2 separate regions of the Homo sapiens genome follow, and region 2 is linked to region 1. Evidence: chromatin loops called from intact Hi-C (ENCODE). Cell type or tissue: heart left ventricle. All regions are shown on one strand. Links, peaks and the distances in the headings refer to the core of each region. The heading gives the core; the rest is flanking DNA.

Region 1 (4,399 bases), core at 167-4,166:
AATCTTATCATATCTTGATAAAAGTTAATTAGATTATCTCATCTATCAACTGAAACAGTACACATACACTTTTTTTTTTTTTTTTTTTGAGACGGAGTCTCACTATGTCACCCAGGCTGGAGTGCGGTGGCACGATCTCAGCTCACTGCAACCTCTGCCTCCCAGGTTCAAGCTATTCTCCTGCCTCCGAGTAGCTGGCACTACAGGCGCGTGCCACCATGCCCAGCTAATTTTTGTATTTTTAGTAGAGACAGGGTTTTACTCTGTTGTCCAGGCTGGTCTGGAACTCCTGACCTCATGATCCGCCCGCCTTGGCCTCCCAAAGTGCTGGATTACAGGTGTGAGCCACTGCGCCTGGCCCACATACAGTTTTTATGTATTTACCTCTCCTCTCATGTATTTGTTCCTTATGTCTGCTGTTCTTTGCTTTAAGCAATATCATTCTATGAAAGACAATGGATTGGGTCTTTATTTGTGTGCCAGCTCCAGGGCCTATGAATAATATTATGAAACATACACCCAATTCTCTGGCAATAGCCTATTATTTAAAGAGATTTTTTTAAGGTATAGACCATTTTTACATATTAGTAAAATATATAATATTATACCATCACAACATATTGGTAAATAACAATTACAACCGTATCTTTATTATTAAACCTTCTGTGTTGCAAAAAACCTCTGAAACTTTTTGTATAACCCTATCATGGAAAAACTACTCACTGTATATAATAATTACTATCATTCAGTATTATTTAAAAACATGAATAAACCTATGAAAAATATAGAATAAAAAGAGATCCTTGTAAAGGAAAAACAAAAAAGCTAACCATCCACCTAATACTTTTTTTTTTCTTTTTTTTTGAGATGGAGTTTCACTCTTGTTGCCCAGGCTGGAGTGTAATGGCACGATATCAGCTCACCACAACCTCCACCTCCCGCGTTCAAGTGATTCTCCTGCTTCAGCCTCCTGAGCAGCTGGGATTACTGGCATGCGCCACCACCCTGGCTAATTTTGTATTTTTAGTAGAGACAGGGTTTCTCCATGTGGGTCAGGCTGGTCTTGAACTCCCGACCTCAGGTGATCTACCCGCCTCGGCCTCCCAAAGTGCTGGGATTACAGGCGTGAGCCACTGTACCAGGCCTCTAATACTTTTATTCAAGGATTAATAAAGCCTTTTAATGCAATGATGTAATTGCATTTCAAGTTTCTTGAAACAATTTCTAAAATTTATAGCAATTTAGACAATAACTATTTATTAAACACTCACTACATGCTTATCCCACAATCCCTAAAATGTGATGGATATGCTGTCATACTTTTGGCACTGAGAAATTTTCTAAAAAATACAATTTTATTGACATATATTTAAACAGAATCTTTGGACATTAAGACTGTCTGCACAAAAATTTCTCTAAATTACTTTGTTAAAAATGTGATAGAATTCAGTTAAACCTGAAATTTGGGTCAATATGATACCAACTAGCTGACTTTTGCCCAGTGAACCTACATAGCTGCTCCATTTCTTCATCTCTAAAATGAGAATTATCATAATACTTATGTCATAGATAGGTTGTGAAGATTAAATAAAATCATGTGTTTAAGTATTTAGGATAGCACCTGGCACAGGGTAAAAACAATATGTTAACTATTTTTATTATGTATGTATTTAGAAGTTTCAAGTAATTCTAAACTTGACAATATTATTAGAATTGCATTACAATTACTTGGGAAAATCACTCCAAACCAATTAATCTGAATCTATGAGGATAATTATAATGTGTAGCTAGAATTGAAAACCTGTGATGAAGATATAGAAATTCAGCAGATTGGTGGCCCCTAAATGATTTGTTTTCGCTACTTCCTTGTGTCCTCCTAAAGCAAAGCTCAACTCAGTGATTTGCAGATAGTAGATGCTTAATCATCAAATAAAATGGAAAACTGCTAAATCTACCTCTTAGTTTGTATTGCACAAATTCTTAGTCTAAGTCTCTATACATGGTATAACATGTTCAGGGATGCATTTCTAGGCACTGTTCTAGGAATACCCTTTTGTTGTCTGTCAATTTGACATCTCTCTATTCATCTCTTCTTTGAGTACTATTCTTTGGGTACTGTTATGGTACCCAAGATTATGTCCTCATATATTAAAGCCCTAACACCCAATGCCTGAGAATATGACCATATTTGGAGATAGGACCTACAAGTATTAGTTAAAATGAGCTGTTATCGTGGGCCATAATCTAATCTGATTAGCGTACTTCTAAGAAGAGAAATGTTGGAAACACAAAGAGACACCAGAGGCATGCATGCTCAGAGGAAAGATCATGTAAGTAGGGCATAGTAAGTAGGTAGAGATCTGCAAGCCAAGGAGAGAGGCCTCAGAAGAAACCAAGCCTGCCAATGCCTTGATCTTAGACTTCTGGGCCCCGGAATTGTAAGGAAATGTATTTCTGTTGCTTAAGTCACTCAGTCTGTGGTACTCTGTTGGGACAGCCCTAGTAAACTATTACAAGTACGTTCATCTCTCCATCCCATTTATAGGCAGGGTTCCAGGCTCTCAATCTCACCCAAATGCCCTACCTTCCAGCATACTCTACAGTATATTGTATTTATTTACATGTCTGATGGCCCACAAAACCGATTTCTTAGGCTAGGAATTATCTAATTTATCTTTGTCTAACCTAGCACCTATCATGTGCTTTGCGTGATTGTTGAACGAGTGGGCGAATGAATGAATGAACCAATAAACACCTAAATGGCTACCAAGTCAAATGAAGGAATAAATGGAAGGGAAGCTACCATAACTGAACCATTTCTGATTGCATCCAAATCATCCCTAGACTTGACATCTAGTGCCACAACCTAGTGCTGCTGATAAATATTCAAAGAAAAAGACAGAACAACACACAATTCTATGATTTCTGGACTGCTATCAACTAAACCTACAAATAGTGTTTGCCTAAGATCTGCAAATCTTCCTTGGCTCCCGGTCCAAGGCAGAGGTATTGTTACTCTAATTCAGGCCAGTTGCATCCTTTCCACTTTGAAGACTGCAAAAGTCTTGCTGAGAGTCGAGAAGTTAGCCTGATAGGGTAGCCAGCTTTTTAAAACATTGATCCTTAAAAAATCTGTTTTTAAATAAAATTTCGTGGTAATCAAATGTGATACAGTCTAGATTGCCTTGATATGGAATTATGGAATTGTTGATGAGCAATAACATTTTGGGCACAATGGCTTAGAACACAGTTTAAAGCCAAATAGAGTTCTAGCATGCCACCCCAGTATTATGGGCATTTTATAGTTACATCACTCATTCATGGTACAAAAATCCAAAAGGTGGCCCTCAGGGGTTACTGGTAATGAAACAACAGAGAATTAAGATGAACCAACCAATTTAAATTTCACACTCTCCTCTGCTATAATTGAAAGGAACCGAGGTTGCAGAAGCTGTTTCAGAATCTTTTTTAAATACAAGGAAACGTTGTGAGCAGACATCTCATTTTTATTGGTACTTACATTCTGCATATGATTAAGCACAAACTTGCAAAGAATTAACCACTCCACCAACCCAATGGATCCGTTCTCAAACTTGCAGGAGGCGGGAGTGTTTGAAAGGGAAATGGGGGCTGGCGACCTGAAGCCCACTCCCTTGGGTCAGTGCATGCTGGGAGGGGAAATGAGCTACAGAGCAGACAATTTTCAGCATCAGTGGTTTTACTTTCTTTACCAGGCCTCACGAAAACACACTGACAAAACAAAGGACACAAAATTAATGACCCATGCATTCTGTCAATTGACTCTTAGTAGCAGTGGCCAGTTCACCTTAATTTTTTTGTTCGCATTGAACATGTAGCCCAAGGCACTGGTTAAGGTTCACTTAAGAATTCTTCAAAGGCATCACTTGGTTTTCATTAATTTGTTAACTGTAACTTCTCCTTTCTGCTGAGGAACCCGCATACCAAGTGAAGACCTTTATGCAAAATGTAGAAACAAAAGGCATATGTTTGACCAACCAGCTTTTCTCTTGTTTCTCGAGCAATCATGTCTCACTCGTTAATATTAGAGAAAATTATACCCATCAGATTTTTCTAGCATGTAAAATATATTTAAACCTTCTCAGAAATTCAAATGTCAACTCTCCGTTATTGTAGGGGAATAAGTAACACTGTAGTTTATTATGTCTGTGAGTAATTATTTCCTAATTATTCCTGTGGTTGTTAACCATGATTTTTGATGAAATTCAATTTGAGTATGCATGAACTATGGCCAACTAACTGAAATTTAAGGATTAACAAAAAAGCAGTATGAATTCAAAAAAAGGTATAAATGGAAATTTGTATTTACATATCTGTACAAAGATTACACCACCCTTAAGATGATGGTAACTTTTTGCAT
Region 2 (4,399 bases), core at 79-4,078, 74 kb after region 1:
AAGTGTATTTTGAAAAGCATAGTCAATATTGTAATTCAGTGAAATGAAACTGTATTTTCTTTCTTTTTTATTGGCCACATCTTTATTTTGACATTTTGAGCAACACTGTAGAGAACTGTTATATTGTGTTTTTGTTTTTGCTTCATTATTACAGGAAGACATAAGCTAAGAAATTCTGATGGAGTGATAGGAAAAAGCTGCCCTTTTGTGAGCATATATTACTTTCTAGGTTCTGTGCTAGAATATATTTTATAAATGAACTGCCAGTAACTGGATGAGAAATCTGAGGCTCAGAGGGGCTAATAACTTACCAGAAAATAACCCAGGGTCTCCATGAGGGGATTTGGCAATGGGTCTGTGCTTCAAAGCTGGTGTGCTTCCTGTTGGTAAGTACAGCCATGCCAGGATAGGAAGGCCACCACTCTAATATAATTCCATGAACATTCATATCTAAGACACTGGAAGGATGTACAGTCTATGCTCAAGAAGTAAAACTTATTGGACAAAAAATATAAACTACTACATTAAAAGTAAATTGTGAAATGCTAAATGGATAGGAAAAGTGCTGTTAGAATACAAAGAGTGGGCCGGGTGAGGTGGCTCACTCCTGTAATCCCAGCACTTTGGGAGGCCAAGGCAGGTGGATCACGAGGTCCGGAGATTGAGACCATCCTGGCTAACACAGTGAAACCCAGTCTCTACTATAAATCCCAAAATTAGCTGGGCATGGTGGCACGCGCCTTTACTCACAGCTACTTGGGAGGCTGAGGCAGGAGAATCACTTGAGCCCGGGAAGGTGGAGGTTGCAGTGAGCTGAGATTGCAACACTGCACTCCAGCCTGGGTGACAGAGCGAGACTCCGTCTCAAAAAAAAAAAAGAGTTTAAATCTGGTTTAACTGGTTCAATCTGATCAGAAAATGTATCTCAGAAAAGAAGGTAGCTAAACAAAGCCTTGAAGAGTTGGGCAGTGACTCTTCAGGGAGATGGAATGTGGACCTATGTGGTTTTGTGGAGGGAGGGTGGGACAAGCGTGGTCAGGGAGGACTTGCTTAACACTTAAGGGAGGAGGTCAAACATGAACAGCAGTACAGATACAAGGTTCAATTAGTTTTACCAAAACATGAGACATGGCACTAGAAAAGACAGTGGAAGAGACATTTTTGGAAAGGAAAGAGGAAAGACACTACTCATGGTTGCTGTCCTAATTAAATATCAAACTAATGAAACTGGATTTCTTTCTGAAGAACACAGGGAGCCACCGAAGTGATTTTTTTTCCAGTTTCTGAGGCTGTCCTTCCAGAGCTGGGATTATTAAAGGACACACAGTTTCTCCATGTATCTCCAGCTTTGCTTACATAATCTTACAAAATAATATTGGTTTCTTCACATGTGGCACCCCTTGTCAACACCATCATTTATTTCTGAACTATAAGAAGTTACTTGAATTTCTGGTGGTGTGATATGACACTTGGATTTAGCATGAAAATTAACTGAATCTCGTGTGTGTTTCCTCTTAGGTGGTACTGAGAGTATTTCTAACCCCACGATGTTATCTAGACCCAAATATTTTTCTTCTTTATTTTCTTTATTTGAGATGTGATGGAACCTGCCAATAGAGGTATAAAGATAACACCTATTTGGCCAGATTGGGAATTAGGTGCAAGGGCTAACACCCAATTTTATTTTATTCATTCACAAAGAGGCTCTAGGGCTTTGTCTTTTGTATACCGCTTTATTCTCCATACTCATTGACCTCCTTGGCAGCTCACTAGTCTCTCAATAGGCTATAGGTGTAAAGAACTCCTTCATTAAAAATCACATGAAAACTTTTTTCCCAAGCCTGACCAAGACTTATCAGGATGGAACCAACTGAACAACTTAATAAAGTTTCCTCTTTGAGGAGTGAAGGACTATACAGTTAATTCTTCCTGGAGTGTTCACCACTGTAAAAAGAAAAAAAAAATTATAAAGACAGCAAATGCCAATGAGTACCTACTAAAGGTAAATGATACCAATTCATCCACTGAGAAGCTCATAAAAGGCCGGCCACAGTGGCTCATGCCTGTAATCCCAGAACTTTGGGAGGCCGAGTCAGGCATATCACCTGAGGTCAGGAGTTCAAGACCAGCCTGGCCAACATGGCAAAACCCCATCTCTAATAAAAATACAAAAATTAGCCAGCCATGTTGGCATACACCTGTAATCCCAGCTACGTGGGAGGCTGAGGCAGGAGAATCACTTGAACCCGGGGGGGGCAGAGTTTGCAGTGAGCTGAGATTGCACCACTACACTCCAGCCTGCATGACAGAGCAAGACTCCGGTAAAAAAAAAAAAAAAAAAAAAAAAAAAAAGCAGCAGCAACAGCTCATACAATGATGAAACACATTTTAGGAAAAAAAGAAATGGTTTTCCAGGGAAAACATGTAATATCCTGGGACCAATCTGTTAGACCTTAGACATGCAGAGTCATCATATGCACTCACACATATGCTTCACAACTGTTACTGAAACCAGGAGAGTTATCCTCCCTAGGATCTACCTTGACCCAGAAGGAACCAGCTTGAGGAGGTCAGAAACCAGTGCTGAGTAAAGGGCCATCACTTCTTTACCCCTCCTTCCCCCAGTATTGGGTGTGTGTTTCCCTTCTAGAGGCTTTATTTGGGAGTTCCATGTGGTAGTAAAATATGAAGTCATTAGAAATTCATCAGTGAATGATGGATTTCCTTTGGTTGCACAGCCACTGGGTCTGTCTTCCTGTTCCATGGAAGCACGTAGGCATTTGGACGGCCTATGAATTAGAGAAGAGAGAGGCAGACAGACAGGCAGGCCAGGGAATGCTTATCTAAAAGCAACAGTATGTCAAGATCTCAATATTGAACCCAGAAACTAATTTATGGCAAGCCTAATGTTTTTCAGTAAAAGAACATGTAACAGTTTACCAAATGTGACCACAGTCTTTCTGCCCAGGAGGCCACCAAAGGACCTGAATGTTGCCTCTACAGCCCTTCCCTCAAACAATGCATCCTTGTTCCACAGCCTCCCAGCTGTGACAGCCATGATAAAAATGGAGATTGTTTTTATACTCTATGTGCTGTTTGTACACTGACAGCAGCATGGTTATTCGCCAAATAATCAGAGTATGTTGGCATTTTTATAAATAAAGTGCTTGGGTTTGACAGTAATCTGTGCAAGGAAGACTTGGAGGATGGACAAAAATGTCTTCTTTCCCATGCAGAGGAAAAAAGCCTCCTTGGCTATTTTTCAGCACACTAACATCTCTTCTGACTAAAAGGCAGCCAGGAGCATAGCTATGACATCAGCCCAGCCGAAGCCCAGCTCTCTCCAAAAGGACACAGGGAAGTATTTCTTTCCTCCATGGCTTGCAGGAATGTGTTCCTGGGGCTTCCTGAGTTATACAAGAAGGATTTTATTTCACCAGAGTAGGGGCATGGGGGTGGAGAGGAAAGAGTGAGGAACTAACATTCAGCGAACTCCTATAGTGCTCTGTGCTCACACAGGTTGCTTTGTTTCATCCTCACGATAACCCTGGGAGGTGGGTATTATTGTCCCCAGTTTACTGATGAGGAAACCAAGCACACTCTCGTGTAGTGACCAAGGTGTGTTCACAGAAACCAACGCCTAGAAGTTGTCAGAAGTATAGGGATAGTCAGAGTATGAGAACGGGAGATACACACTTCTCCTTTAAGAAAATCATCTTCATGGCTGGAGGATTTCAAACACACATGCTCTGCTGCATACTTTCACATCTGTCTTGTCAAAAACATTTTTTACAGGTCTTGAAATATTTTTATAGACAATATCTTTCAAAAGTTCATTTAGGAAACTCTCTGGGTAGAGGGAAGATTTAATTATTATTTGACAAAGGAACAAACTGACCTTCTGAGAATTTCGGCAACGTGCCAAAGTCCCAGCTAATGACTAGAAGAAAGGGACTCGGTGCAGATCCTCGGATTCTCCCTCCTCTGGTTCACTGTCTTCCGTGTCACCTTATTCTGTCTCATTACTGAGCATAACAGAAACTTAGAACCAACTTTCCTCCTACAAGTGCAGGAAGAGACTGAGGACAGTGGGCTGGGGCTAATGCCGTTAACGCAGTTTGCCAGGAAGAACTTGTTCTGACAGCTAGAAGATTCAACTCTGGGTACTTTTTACTGAGGGTATTTCCACAGCCTCTTCCCTACCACCCCCCTCCCTTCTCTGCCAACTCCCTCATCTCAGCAAAATCAAATCACACCTGGTACAGATTGAAGTTACCTTGCAAACTGTGGGTCCTACAGTAACAGCTCTTCACACTACTCACAGCTCATATTTTCCAGGCAGCAGAGTACTAAATCTAGGATGATCAAAACCAGATCTTGAAGTCTAACCTACCATGGG

Evidence for each region. Hi-C counts contacts between places; a loop is a spot of excess contacts. Peaks named below come from ENCODE experiments on the same cell type or tissue, not always from the same donor. Only the 100,000 strongest peaks of a DNase experiment are listed, where the experiment ranks them.
Region 2: a loop joins it to region 1, with 5 times the contacts of the local background. A loop is called at or near these places in 1 of 110 quality-filtered maps.

Annotation. Positions count from the first base shown.
Region 1 is chr3:169,246,459-169,250,857 of GRCh38, forward strand. All of the region lies in intron 2 of MECOM (MDS1 and EVI1 complex locus), which reads right to left. LOC124909454 (a long non-coding RNA gene) reads left to right here. Exons shown (of 2, transcript XR_007096154.1): 2 at 868-1,188. Among named protein-coding and RNA genes, the nearest start is that of MECOM-AS1, 200 kb to the right of the region's middle. In heart left ventricle, for the core only: no CTCF peak of the experiment used is centred there; no DNase peak of the experiment used is centred there.
Region 2 is chr3:169,320,675-169,325,073 of GRCh38, forward strand. All of the region lies in intron 2 of MECOM (MDS1 and EVI1 complex locus), which reads right to left. Among named protein-coding and RNA genes, the nearest start is that of MECOM-AS1, 120 kb to the right of the region's middle. In heart left ventricle, for the core only: no CTCF peak of the experiment used is centred there; no DNase peak of the experiment used is centred there; H3K4me3 peaks cover 984 bases; H3K27ac peaks cover 1,676 bases.